Regions from separate parts of the Mus musculus genome. Here region 1 is linked to region 2. A link is a contact called in ENCODE Hi-C or POLR2A ChIA-PET data. All regions are on one chromosome and are shown on one strand. Each heading gives the region's core, a stretch centred on a gene start or an enhancer-like site at or near the end of the contact. The rest is flanking DNA. Distances are from core to core; before and after follow the strand shown. Region 1 holds the start of Timm9 (translocase of inner mitochondrial membrane 9). Region 2 holds the start of Actr10 (ARP10 actin-related protein 10).

Region 1 (7,150 bases), core at 3,319-5,818, 200 kb before region 2:
TAAGCTTAAGCACATTATGTAAAGTAAAACAGTCACAAAGGTTAACACTGTATAATGCCACTGACATAGGTACCTGAGCTGGTCAAAGTCACAGGGGCAAGAGTGAGGAGTGAGGGCACAGAGCCCAGTGGGGGGATCTTAACGTCTAGAGGTGAATGATAGTAACCCTGGCTCGATGTCACTGAATGTTATCAAGGTCAATGTCACAGAACTGTGCATTCAAAACTAATGAAATAAAGTATTTTCTGTACATTTTAACTCAGCTTTATCAAGCGGATTATTAAGCGGAGTCAACTGTATTAATTTACCTTTTGGTGCGTTGTTCTCTTCTGTTTTATTCAAAGGTAACTGCCGAACTACAGCATCTTTAGAAAAATCCTTTGGGCATAAAAGAGTAAGATTGAATGAGCTTAAATTAGCACTAGCAGAGTGACATTCATAGCCTTTTGAGCACTGAGACCCGGGAAGGCAGGTCTGCACACTTTACTTACGTCATTCCCAACACTACACCTTCCATAGCTGCTCTGAAGCACACGAGGATTTCTCAGTGAATGAGCAACGTGCAGTCAGAATAGTGAGACGTAACAAAGTGAACACACACACAGAAGTGGAACAAGAAACTGATTCAAATCCACACTTGACCGTCTACACTGCAACCTAAGCACGGCTTTCTTAGTCACTGAGGTCACGCGCTGCCTTACAAGGCTGTGCTGTGTGGGTCACATCTACTGCTCCGGTTTCCGGCTCTCGAGTGTGAGCCTAGAACCCATCTCTGGGGCTCCGCGCTGAGACGGACCCCATGCTGCTCTTCCCCTTCCTTTTTTCCACTAAACATAAAAGGCTGGGGAGACGCTCAGCAGTTACGCTCGCCTCACCAGCACTCGGATCCCCAGAACCAAAGTCAATGCTAGGAGGGTGTGGCAGCCTGCCTGGAACTGCAGCCCTGAGAGGAAGGCTGAGGCAGGAGAGCCCAAGGGCAGGTGGTCAGTTAGACTAAGACACCCTGACTGAATGAAATAAGGTGGAAGGGCAATGGAAGATGCTTCCTGACAGCAAGCTCAAGCCATGACATGTACACATGCCCCTTACCTCTCCATACACAAACATGAACACACATACACATACCGTGTACACAAATGAAAATGGAAAAAAAAAATTTTTTTCTTAATGTTAAGGTGATGATGGGTGTTAATTTACAAACAAAAACAAGATTAACAATTCAACAGATGCTTGTATGTCCCACACTCTTCAAGTCATAATCTATAAAACACTGCTGGAGCTGGTAGGATGGTTCAACAGATGAAGAAACCAGCTGCCAAGCTTGAAGATTCAAACTTGACTGCTGGGACTCACGTAATAGGAGAGAATACATTCTTGAAGGTTGTCTTCTGACCTTCAGATACAAAAATGGCCCCCCATTCTTACTTGTACACAGCAAAGGTTAAAAACGTGATAAAAATGAACAAAGATCAAAACGTTCCCTGTCATACGTGACTTGGAATTCTTTTACTTACACTTTTCTTGGACGCAGGAGGACTTTCTAACAGAGGCTGGTGATACAGTCTTGCAGAAGTTAAATCCAAGGAGCCTAAGAAAGCAAAAGAGTCACTGAGAGTGGGCTGGAGAGATGGCTCAGCAGTTAAGAGCACAGACTGCTGCTCTTCCAGAGGTCCTGAGTTCAATTCCCAGCAACCACATGGTGGCTCACAGCCATCTGTAATGGGATCTGGTGCCCTCTTCTGGTGAGTCTGAAGATAGCAACAGTATACTTATGCATTAAATAAATAAATCTTAAAAAAAAAAAAAAAAAAAAAAAGAGTCCCTGAGAGCTGGGTTGTGATTCTTCCCAGGGACCCAACCAAGGCTCTTTTCACAGTAAGCTCTAGCATTGAGCCACGGGTCCAATCTGAGCAGCTTTTAAATCAAAACCTGACCCTTAGCAACTGTGTAGCCATGATACAAGAACTGAGAATCTCTGTATTAATGTAAAAACCAAATGTGAAGTCACTTTCCTGTAAGAGAAATTAGATATATTTAAATACATTCTAATGAAAGACTTTATAGCTCATTATTTAACAAAATAAGGCTGAGTTAAAACAGGTAAGGTAAGCAGGTGAGATCTAAAATGTTTTAACAGCAGCCATGGTGTGGAAGGTCTTTAACTGGAATGCTTAAAAGCAGAGATAGAGGAAATTCTCTGAGTTTGAGGCTAGCCCAGTCTACAGAGTGAGTTTTAGGCCAAGCAGAGCTTCACAATGTGATCCTCTCTCAGTAAAATAAAATGAGATGTCTTTTTTAAAAAACATTTTCAGGGACTGGAGAGATGGCAGAGCAAGATAAAAGTGCTTGCTGATCTTGCAAAGGACTGGAGATTGGAATCTCCTGTAGACGGCTCCCAATCACCTGTTAAGTCTAGCTCTAGGTAGATTTAGCTACTCTGGCTGCCATGGGCACCTGAACTCGTTTCCAGACACCTACACATAGACACACAATTGAAAGTGGTATTTTTGAAAACCCTAAAAGATATTTTATCCAATGCAGAAAAAAAAAAAAATATGAGACTTACCAGAACAAACCTTGTATATAGCCAGGCATGGTAATGCATGCCTTAATCCCAGAATTCAAGAGGCAGATTTCTGTGAGATCAAGGCCAATCAGGACAAGGGAAAACTTGTCTCAAAACCAAAAAACACTAGATTGATATAAAACTCTGATTTAACAGACAGCCTATGCCTTTAATCCCAGCACTCGGGAGGCAGAGGTGCACAAGAGGAAATAGTCAAGTCTCTCTCATTCTACATGCTGAATCCTATTTCCCCAGGGAACCAAGTTACTTTTCAAACATCTTTACAAACCAGACTTGTATCTTACATTTTTGAATGTAAACACTGACTCCTTTAAATTTGGGGGAATGCACAACTCAAAATAGTGATAAAGACTAATGACTTATAAAAAAAGGAAACTGGCTGGGCAGTGGTGGCGCACGCCTTTAATCCCAGCACTTGGGAGGCAGAGGCAGGTGGATTTCTGAGTTCGAGGACAGCCTAGTCTACAGAGTGAGTTCCAGGACAGCCAGAGCTGCACAGAGAAACCCTGTCTCGGAAGAGAGAGAGAGAGAGAGAGGGAGAGAGAGAGAGAGAGAGAGAGAGAGAGAGAGAGAAAACGTAAACTGGGTGGGAAACTGAAACATTTGGAATCACATACCACATAACGTTCCATTAGAACTAGTCCTCGTTTCAACAGCAAGACGTTTATTTGCAGCCAGGGCTGGAGGAACACGGGGCAGCTCATCTTCCACCACAGCCAATTTATTCCCTTGGTTTGGAGAAACAATCTCTCGCAGTTTCCTCGCTGGCATTTTAAGCCTTTGCCCCCTTTCCAGGCTAAACTCAACGTTTTTCATCTGGTTAGTCACAAATCAAGTCCCGCCGTTCTTAACAGAGGGAATTCTAGCTTCTCAAAACTTAAGGACGCAGTTTCTCCTTGAGTACCAGGAAAAGAAGTAATGGTGGAAGTGAATTTGAAAAACACCTGAGTTCCAAAAATAATTATGAAGCAGTCATTAACTTAGAAAGTCTATAGGCAAAATATCCATAAAGCTGTAAATTTCGATTTTGACATTTAATCCAGGGCTAAATACGACAAAAACAAAAAACAAAACAAAACAAAAAGTCTTGATCCCACTGAGTCTGTTAATGCATCGAAGAAATAAATTTCAAAGGAATTATGCCAAGAGCAAAAGAGAAGCCACGGGAACCGTAATAAAAACGCACTCCTCCAAACCCAGAGCTGCAGCTGAAAACCCCAACAGACGTGGAGGCGGGGTTAGGATTTGTTAAGGAGACCCAGACGAGCAGGCAACGTTAAAATCGTGTTTTTTAAAACACCACCCTCATAAGAGCTTAGTAGATTTCTTTCTACGAGTCAGGACGCAATTTCGGACACCTCAACTTAGTCTTCAGAGTCTCCACAGAGTCCGGCACACACGCCGTCTTGATTTTGATAGAATAACAGCTTCGGTTGTTCGCGGGTCAATACCGTCTTCCCCGAAAACCCGCCCTTGAGCGTCAGCACGCATGCGCGCAAAGATCCAACCCCCCCCCCCCCGACCGGAACGGGAGTGCTCTGGTGCTCTTCCATTCGTGTCCGGGTGGAAACAAACTCCCAACATAAAAGACTGCCAGGAGATGTGACTTTTTTTTTTTAAAGGCAGAATATCGCCTTTATGTTTGGACACAGTACTAAGTATTCCTAGAGGAATGGCGAATTCTCGATTAGCCCATAAACACTTTTGTTTATCAAGGGTTATTTACACTGTAGGAACTGCAGACCGTTAGAAACCTAGTAGGTTAAGCATATTAGGCTTTCTAGAAATTTCGACAGATTCCGTTGCCGTGGAAAAGGAAGTGAAAAGTACAGAGAGCACTGACGAACAGATAATCACAAAAGTTAATTCTTAGATGATTTTTAGAATTTGCTTGGGCACTTGCTTTTCTTCCTACATTTTCCCACGTGGTAACGAATCTGCGTCTAAGGGTCTGAAGCCATGCTTGACATCACTGCCCCCACGTGTTCTCAGCTTTCCGCGGCGCGGCGCTCGCTCTGTACTGACCCTCCGAGCTCACACGCTACCTGCCCCGCAGCTCTTCAGCCCGGTCCCGGTGTCAGAGGCGAGATCCTGTGGCTAAGTATGGTCCCTTTCCTCTGCTTTCATAATCCCGGGTTCGCGGCCAGTGGGGTGACAGCCTTCACTCGGGAAAGGGAGCGGGCAGGTACCCCGGAGGGAGACGCCGCGTGCACGCGGGTCGTGGGGCTGCGCAACCGGCAGCGCGGCGCAGCGGGAGGCCAGCCGTGTCCCGGAGGCCTTGTCACCCCGAGGGTGGGGACCCTAGGCCCCGAGACACCGCCCACCCGGGACTGGATCGCTTGGGGGCACGCTTTGAGATTACAAGGTAGCCAGCCACTCGATGACCTTGAGCTGTCAGACAGGAGCCCCTTTACTGAAAATCTAGACTTCCTCGGCTCTTACCCTGTCTGCACACTATGCCTTATGTCATTAGGTACAAGGGCTCGCACCCTTCCCAGGTCTCATATTGGAGAACGCACTGCTTAGAGCTTTCCCATTACGCCTTGCTAGAAGCTTTTAAAATGTATTTTTTTAAAGTATAATAGATTAATCATTTTTCTACCTATTACATTTTCTCTTGTTGTAGATTTATCTGTTGGTTCATGATTTGTTGTATAAGTGTATTAAAAGACCGAATGGCAATGTCAGAGCTGCAAGAGACCTTAGGGATGAATTAACTTCTGTAATTTCTATATAAAAGTTAGATATGAAAAAAAATGACCTTTCCCCTCTAATTTCAAAACGCTGAGCAACTGCAACAGCAATCAGTAAAGTGACCTGAGTAAATAATTTGTAACGAATGTCAGACCTGGGACTCCACCCCCCAAGTAGCGTGGTTCTCATCTTCCTTGAGGCTAGACTTTGAATCGGGAAACAATAGGAATTCATTTTCAAGTGCTTTTAGCTATGATTAACACTGAGTTAATTAAGAGTTGCCTGTAATGCTGGGTGTAGTGGCAGCCTTTAGGCCTAGCTACAAAGAGCTCCAAGACAGCTGGGGCTACATAGAGAAACCCTGTCGAAAGAGATAGAGAGAGAGAGAAAGAAAGAGAGAAAGACAAAAAAAAAAAAAAAAAAACAACCTTGTCTGTTCATCCCACAACCTAACTAAACCTGCAAATAATCTAAAGGATCATGTGAAAAATAATAAGATAATAAAATAAAAAAATTTCTATTAAGTATTTGAACTCTCAAAATAAACACTGACTTATAGCCTCTGAACAAAAAATAGTTTAGGGGATTATTATTCTTTTTGTCAACATTTTTTTAACTATGTTTCTCCCCCCCACCTCATTTTCACATCAAGTTCCCCTCACCCTTCCCTAAATACATCTGTAGATACACTTTGTTTCACTGAAGCATTTGTAAATAAGTTTCAGACATCATGAGCTTGAGCCCTAATTGTTGCAGCCTGTGCCTCCTAAAGGGCATTACAGTCTGCAAAGATTATCACACTTAGATGACATTTAGATTTTCTTAATTATCTAAAAATTGCCTTTATTGTTACGAGAGTGGCCAGCTGCCTTATGTCATTAAAAGGCCAGGTCCCACAGCTGGAAGTGGTCTGTCTGTCTCTCTTTCCCTCCCTTCCCTCCTCCTCTGCTGAGAGCCTGGAACTCAGAGATCTGAATGCCTCTCCCAGGTGCTGGGATTAAAGGTATGAGCCACCACACGTGCTTGTATGCATGTGTGTATATGTATCATGTGACTGCCTGGTGCTTGACGAGGCCAGAGAGGAGTTGCAGACCCTTGCTTGGAACTGCTCCTGCCAGCTGTGAGCTGTGTATACTGGGAACCTAACTTGCTGCAAGAGCAATGAGTACTCTTTTGTTGTTTTGCTTGTTTGAGGGGTACTTGGTTGGTTTATTTATTGAGGCAGGGATTCTCTGTGCAGTTCTGCCTGTCTTGAGCTAGCTCGGCTGTAGATCAGACTGGCCTCAAACTGAGAGATCTGCCTGCCTCTCCCTCCAGAGTGTTGGGATGAAAGGTGTGCGCTAACTGCCTGGCTACGAGTACTCTTACCACTGAGCATCTCTCTAGCTCCTCATCTTATTTTTGAAAACTAGTCTAGTTTTCTTAGCTATTCTACACTATGGGTTTTCCTAATTATTCCTTCATGACCAGAAAAAGAGCCAATATTTTTAGACCAGAATGCCACTAAAGTAATGGTGTGTGCCCTAGAGCGTCGCAGCGGGGAATTTTTCCTAGTGGTAGCATTGGACCTTGTGTGATGCTAGATTGACCCATTTAATTATGGTGGTAACTGTCTATGTTAACAATGAGAGGAACAGATTCTTCATAAATAACCTAGAGAGGTGCTTGAAGACGGTGGTATCTCTTGTTTCCTAGCATATCCCTATAGTTCTATCCATTGAAAGGCTTTGACAAAACCTCAAGGTTTCGAATCACATTACCAGTTATGCAGGGACTAAGAACAATTGTAGTACCTAACAATATTAGAAGAATCACTTCTTATAAATTGAATTTAAGTCTTACTAGTATTTAGTTTCAGAGTTGGTACAA
Region 2 (7,146 bases), core at 1,452-3,951:
CCTCTTTTATAAGACATTTATTTTTATAACCCTGGATCTACACTATGTGACTTCCTTCTGACAGTCGTGTATTACTCAGTGAGAGGCTGTGAGAAGCACATTGTTGGGTGGCTTAGTTATTTTGCAGCATCCTAAAAGCATACTTACATAAACCTAGAAACACAGTGGGCTGCACATAAAGCTATGTCCGTGATTGTTGTTTGACGACACACTTTTAGAACATGTTGCCATACTAAATACTGCAGGCAAGTATAACTCAAAGGTGTTTGTATACTTAAGTATATAAAAACATACAAAAGGTAAGTGGTTGTGTACCTAAATGCATCTAAACATGGAATAATAGGAACTACAATTATTCAGAATAAAGAAACTCTGGTCATAGACAACCCACATGTGATACTGAAGAGCCATGACATCATATATGTGATCTCTCATTGACAGAAATGTCACTCACCACACGGCACATGAATAATCTCTTCATTCTCTTCTTAGTTTTAATATTAATAAAGTACTATTACTAATAAAGTAACCGTTAGCATGTTACTTAAGACTTTTTTTTCTTTAATCATTTTATGTGTATAAGTGTTGTGCCCATATGTGTATGTATGTGCACTACATACGCGCCTGGTGATCACAGAGGTCATTAGATTCCCTGGAACTGGAATTGTGAGGTAACTGTGAGCTATCTGACATGGGTGCTGGGAACTGAACCCAGGTTCTCTGAAGAGTAGCAAGTGCTCTTACCCACTGAGCTGGCTCTCCAGCCCCAAGACTATCTTCTTAAACTATGAGAATCTGACAATTATAATCATTTCATATATGATGAACTCAAACAAGCCTACACTCACACTAGGACATGGACACTGGTTTTATTAGTATTTATTTCCTGTGTTTATGTGCATGGGTGCGTGAATGACACAGTGCACATAGGAAGGGGAGAAGACAACTTGTGGGTCTTGGTTTAAGCCAAGCACAGTAGGCACATGAACAATGCCAGCACTCAGGAGGGCAGAGGCACTAGGACTAGAAGTTTGGGGCAGCTTGGGCCACACTGGACACTATTTCAAAAAGAAAAAAAAAACAAAAAGAGAAAAGAAAAGAAAAAGAAAAAGAGAAAAATTAGTAGTCAGTGCCACATTTCTTTTGTGCTGGAAAAAAGGTTGCTAAAATGACCATATTGGAAATCACACCTTTTTTTTTTTTCTTCCCCCGCCTGGGCACTGTTCCCCTGTGCCTAGACATCTCTCTCCATTTTCACTTCAATGTTACTTATATTCAGTGCTCCTCAAAGTCCTCAAGGACTTTGTAATGATGTAGCTTAAGTTCTGCCTTTGAAAACTTTTATGTCCTTCTGTCTTCAATCACATCCCTATATAATAATTTATATTTTCAATGTATAGCCACAATAATTATTTTCAGGTAGTAATCTCTACTTATTATATTAATGTTTTTTAAAAAAGTAAGATGAATATGGGAGAGTCAGAGAAGGAGAGGATAATCAAGAACTATGTTTAATCCAATTCTGTAGCTTCTAAGGACCAATTTTTAAGTCTGTTCTTATGACCATTTATTTAATAGTTGCTTAACATCTATTACAGGTTAGGAAGTGTTTAAAATATGCAAAAATAATCCACACATCTGTTTCATATATAACTTCACCTCAAACACATAATATGTATATATGATGGAACTCTCAGCTTTCTGGAGCCTAATATGTATTTCATACACAACATCACTTTATATATACATATATGTCATGTAATTCTGTGTTGTTCTTGAGTCCAATACAAGGACTCTTAAATGGATGGTCCAAAGAACTTAAAACCGTCCAGCATCCTCTCATACTGTCCAGATGTTCCAAGGCTTGTGAATTTGTGTTTTGCTATCTCTACCTTTGACTGCCACTTCGAGGACCACTACTCCCGTGCTTACAAACTGCTTTTTTAAAGTGCAAAATGTGGGTCTAAGAGTATTATAAGGTAACCAACAATTTCCCGTCTCATTTCTATGCGGCTTCCTGTCTTCATGTGCCAGGGCTCCATAGCTGATTTCCTACACTCCTGGAGAACAATCTATTTCCAGAACCAATGGGGCTCCATCCCATAAATGTTTTATGGTGGAAAGAGTCAGCAAGCGTTACAATTCGATGGTTTCCTTCCAATCTGACCCAGCCAGAGGCAAGCACAATCTGGGTCATCGCTGTCAAAAGTTAAAGTGATGGCCCCTGATCACCTTAGACGGGGGTGGGGTGGGGGACACCGTTCCCCGAGCTTCCTGGGCTTCTCTAGGAGTCCAGATCCCACTCAGGCCACCAGATCCTACAGGTTCGCATTGCCCAAGAGAGTCCTCCCTGACAACACATTCATCACTGAGTGTGGACTGAGCTTTGCCTTAAGGCAACGATGTGAGCTAGCATTCGCGGGATCGCCGGGGGAAGGTCCCGGGTGCCCAGCGGGCCTAAAGACGGTTGCCAGTCCGGGACCACCGGCACGTCCCTCGGGCCCACAGCCGCCCATGGCCACTCACTTGGTGAAAGCTTCTCCTAGGTCGATCACGACTGCTGTCTTCTCGCCGCCGCTCCCAAGGCCCTCGTAGAGCGGCATCTTTGAGAGACCGACGTAGAGAGGGTGAAGTGGTCCGCCCGGCGGGGGGGCTGCCTCAGCGCGGGGGCGGGGCGGGGTCCTCACAAAGCCGAGGACCCGGGCTGGCCAAGGAGAGGCCTGACGTCGCGGAGGCCGAGGCGGTCAGGCGCGCCGGACACCTTAGAGGGGCGGAGCCTCCCGGGTCCTCTCGCTCAGCGGCCGGGGGCGCCTGCGCGGCGTAGTAAGGATTTTTAGCGGCTTAGGAGGGGAGGCAGGAACTTGAGATCGCTTTCTCATTCTCCAGTTCTGTGTTGGTCGTTTATCATGACATTTAGTCGCCGCAATGAACACACAAGATAGAGTCTGCTCAGAAGAGATTGGCTTTCACTCTCCCCGAAGCAGTTCTAGAAAAGGATCCTAAGATCTAAATTCAAAACTTGGATTGGGAAGGCGGAAATGCTCCTTAATTACAGCAGTATTTGTGGTGGTTTACATGCGAACGCCCCCCCCCCCCCCCCCCCCGCGCGCCTAGGCTCATCTGTTTGAATGCTTAGTCACCGAGGACTGGAACAGTTTTGGAAGGATATGGAGATTTGACCTTGGAGGAGGTGTGTCACTGGGAGTGGACTTTGGGGTTTAAAAAGCCCACACTAGGCGCAGCTCTCTCCTCCCTGCCTCCTCTGCCCCCAACCCCCACCCCGGACCCTTGTTGCCTGGCAATTAAGATGTAAAGCTCTCAGCTACTGCTTCATTGCCATGCCTGCCCGCCACCCCACCCCCCCATCATTAACTAAAACTGTAAGCAGGTCCCCGATTGACGATTCCTTTTATAAGAGTTGTCTTAGTCATGTTGTCTCTTCCCAGAAATAGAATAGTTACTAAGACAGCAGTTCTTGCCTGTTGCTGGGGAGATTGATTGGATTTCTAGAAGAGGAGAAACCAGGTGTCATGGTGGCAAGATGCAAAGATATGATCAAAGCATATACATGAAATCGAGAACAAATAAATAAAAATTTAATAAGGAGAATATCGTGGTTATTTTAGCAGAAAGAAAAAAAGAATGAACACAAAACAAATATATTCCTTAATAATCTCAGATGTTTGAATGGAACCTCTTGTGGAGTATTTTTTAAAAAGAAAGATTTAAGAGTACATTAAAAAAACAAACAAACAAAAAAAACCCTGATTTATTTCTCTTGCTGGCTGGAAGCAAAGAATGTTGACCCAACTGAAAAAACTGTCCAGACAGTCTGCAAAAGAGACATTTTCTCACAGTCATCTAACAAAAATCCCAGCACTGGGCAAGGAGATGCTGTTTGAGCAGTTTGTCAGAGATGTCCAAGAAACTCCCCAAACAAGCTTTGCTGTTGCTCTTAGTTGCATTGCAGAGGTTGAGGATAAGTCGTTGTTGCTAAGACACCATGCACTTTAGACAGAGGACCCAGAGGTTCTAACCAGAAAGCCTCCTCCCTGAGAACTAGCTTTCATGGTACCAGAAGGCTCCATACAAGCTTTCAAAGAAGGGAAACCAGTCTTACCCAACCATGATATTCATAAACAGACACACACAAGCTGGTGTGTGTGTGTGTGTGTGTGTGTGTGTGTGTGTGTGTAATGAGATTAAAGAAACAGAGACCATCGATTTGAGAGAGCAAAGGTGTGGCACAGGAAGGGTTAGAGCGAGGATGGAAACGAAAAGAGGTGAACAATGTATTTGCATTTTAATTTGAAAACTGAAGATAATAGAAACTGTTCAAACAAGAACATTAAAACAGCCAATAAACTATGTTCAAGCCTGAAACATGCTTAACCTGTGTGACCTTTGATCTTCATCTTCTCAGTCCCTTTCTCACTGCAAACCTATGAAATACTGCTCATGAAATCACCTAATAATCTCATTACAAAGGAATTTCTTCAGAGAAGAGAAATAAGCAAGTTCATTTTCAATTAATTTTAAGACCAATCATCTTCAAATTTATTTATAAACCATATCCTTAAGAGAATCTAACTTTAAAAGTCATAGAATCATGGATCTGTAGCTACCATTAAAGTTTTTACCTGGGCTATTTATTTATTTATTTATTGCTTTGCCATTTGTTTTTAGAGGTAAGATCTCTATAGCCCAGAGCTGGCCTGGAATTCACTCTATAGCTCAGGCTGGCTTCAAACTTGAGGTATACCTTCTGCCTTGGAGCCCTGAGTGATGGGATTAAAGGAATGAGCCACCATGCTCAGCTCTCTTGGGTCTGGGTCATTTCCTTTGGGGGTGGAGATTGAGACAGGGTCTCTACATAGCCCTGGCTGTTCAGGAACTCCCTGTACACCAGGTTGGCGTCAAACCTAGAGAGATCTGCCTGCCTCTCTGCCTCCTGAGTGCTAGGATTAAAGGTGGACACCACTGTCCAGGCTCATGTATTTTCCTGGAGATCTTGTTCAGAGGTTCTTCTAACTGGGAGTATAGCTACTGATGCAAGGTTGACTGAGTATCATTCCTCCCCTCTAGGGGAAGGTGTTTGCTTGTTTTAACTAAGGGGCACTCATGGGAGTGGTAAGGGAGTAAGGGGACACTGCTCAACCATCCAGGTCAATCAAATGAATCCTGGCAAGCAATGAGTTGATAAATGTTGCATGAGATCACCTTCCTATCCACATGACTCCATTCCGTTATGTCTCCTCCAGCCTTTCCTTGACACCAACTCAAAATACAAATTAAAAAGGTTTTGGAAGCCAGTGAGTGAGATGCCTCACTGGGTAAAGAAATGCTCTTACTGCTAAGCCTGGAAATGTGAATTCTATCCCAGAATACACATAGAAAGAGCACCAACTCCTGCACATTGTCCTGTGACACACACACACACACACACACACACACACACACACGGTGCAGATGTACCTTTCCACCCTATAAATAAATCTTTAAGAAGTGGGGAGAAGAGGGTCTAAATAGAACTCAGGGTTAAAGCACTTGCCTGGAATGCATAAGCCTCTTGGTTCAATGCCCCATATATCCAAGATGTAAATAATTACATAAAGACATAAGCAAATACCCGTGAAAGAGAAAGGAAGAATTTTAGAGAAATGTGCAAACTTGCTCTGTGAATACACCATAAAAGCCTTTTCTGCCATAAAAAACCTTCAGAAACAAACACCCTCAGTGCTAGCAGACCTACCAGATGTACCCCACAGGAAGTGAAGCAGGTTCAATGAGTGTCCTACGCCATGCCAGGGGCTTGGAATCAGTCAAAAAAAAAAAATCACAAATTCTTGCCCTTGGAGGTGCCAATGGGGAGGGAGACACAGCAAATAGGAAACACATAGACCTACTAGGTCAGTATTGGGAGGGGACAGAACTTGACTGTAGTTCAGTCAGGCTGTGGAAAGGAAGATCATGTTGTGGAGGCCAATTTCAAGACTGGGTACTGTTACTCTTTGAAATAGAGTCTTTCATCTATCCTAACTCCTCAACTTGAAAAATTGCATCTTATATCAATAGCTAAATCCAACCCAACCCAACCAAACCCTAAACCACAACCCCTATGTTAACTCCAACACTAAACCCAGTTACAACCAAACCCCAAATCCAAATCCAACACCAATCCCAACTTCAACCACAACCCAAATGTAACACCAAAACCTAACACCAATCCCATGAACAACCCTAACTCCAACCTCAACCCCAATCCAGAACTCAACACTATCAGTAACTCCAATGCCTATGTCAATCCTGCCCCAAGCCCTGGACTCTAACCCCAACCTCAAATGCAAGTCCAACCCTAGCCATAAAACCAAATCAACCCCAACTCACCAATAACCCCAACATCCCTACCACTAACCTTAAACCAAACCACAACTTTAACACCAAGCTCACACTTAACCAAAAATGGAACCCCAACCCTAAACAAACCAACTGCAGCCTAAATGTCAACCCCAACTCTACCTCAAACCCAACTTCATGCCAACCCTACATCCAATTGGATCCTGACCCCAACACTGAACCCAACCCCGAATGCAATTGTAACCCAACCACAATCATAAACACAATCCTACCCCTACCCACCACCTCAATCCTATGGTGGTTTGAATGAAAGTGGTTTCCATAGACTTGAGGGAGGTGTGTCCTTGTTGGAATAGGTGTGGCTTGTTGGAGGAAGTATGTCACTGGGGTTGGGTTTTTAGGTTTCAAATGCTCAAGCCAGGCCCAATATCACTCTCTGCTGCCTGAGGATCTAGATGTACAACTCTCAGCTCCTTCTCTAGCACCATGTCTGCCTGTACACCACCATGCTTCAGGCTATGATGATAATGGACTAAACCTCTGAACAGTAAGCCAGGCCAAATTAAATGTTTTCCTTTTTAAGGATTGTTGTGGTCATAGTGTCTCTTCACAGAAATAGAAACCCTAAGACATTGTGATGGTTTGTATATGCTTGGCCCAGGGAGTGGCACTCTTAGAAGGTGTGGCCCTGTTGGAGTAGGTGTGGCCTTGTTGGAGTAGGTGTGTCACTGTGGGTGTGGGCTTTAAGACCCTTATCCTAGCTGCCTGGAAATCAGGATTCTGCTAGCA

Evidence for each region. Hi-C counts contacts between places; a loop is a spot of excess contacts on that map. ChIA-PET counts read pairs that join two places held with the same protein, here RNA polymerase II (POLR2A).
Region 1: a map of gastrocnemius shows a loop between it and region 2 (19-fold over the local background). The contact joins the promoter of Timm9 here to the promoter of Actr10 in region 2. A Hi-C loop is called at or near these places in 1 of 37 maps with a recorded cell type or tissue (gastrocnemius). POLR2A ChIA-PET finds 5 or more read pairs at or near these places in 1 of 5 experiments (embryonic stem cell).

The regions. Positions count from the first base shown.
Region 1 is chr12:71,134,093-71,141,242 of GRCm38, reverse strand. It overlaps Timm9 (translocase of inner mitochondrial membrane 9), which reads left to right and starts at 4,568. Exons shown (of 5, transcript NM_001286203.2): 1 at 4,568-4,688. 2700049A03Rik (RIKEN cDNA 2700049A03 gene) reads right to left here and starts at 4,395. Exons shown (of 30, transcript NM_001163378.1): 1 at 3,205-4,395; 2 at 1,515-1,588; 3 at 309-378. The coding sequence starts at 3,403.
Region 2 is chr12:70,933,412-70,940,557 of GRCm38, reverse strand. It overlaps Actr10 (ARP10 actin-related protein 10), which reads right to left and starts at 2,701. Exons shown (of 13, transcript NM_019785.2): 1 at 2,527-2,701. The coding sequence starts at 2,603.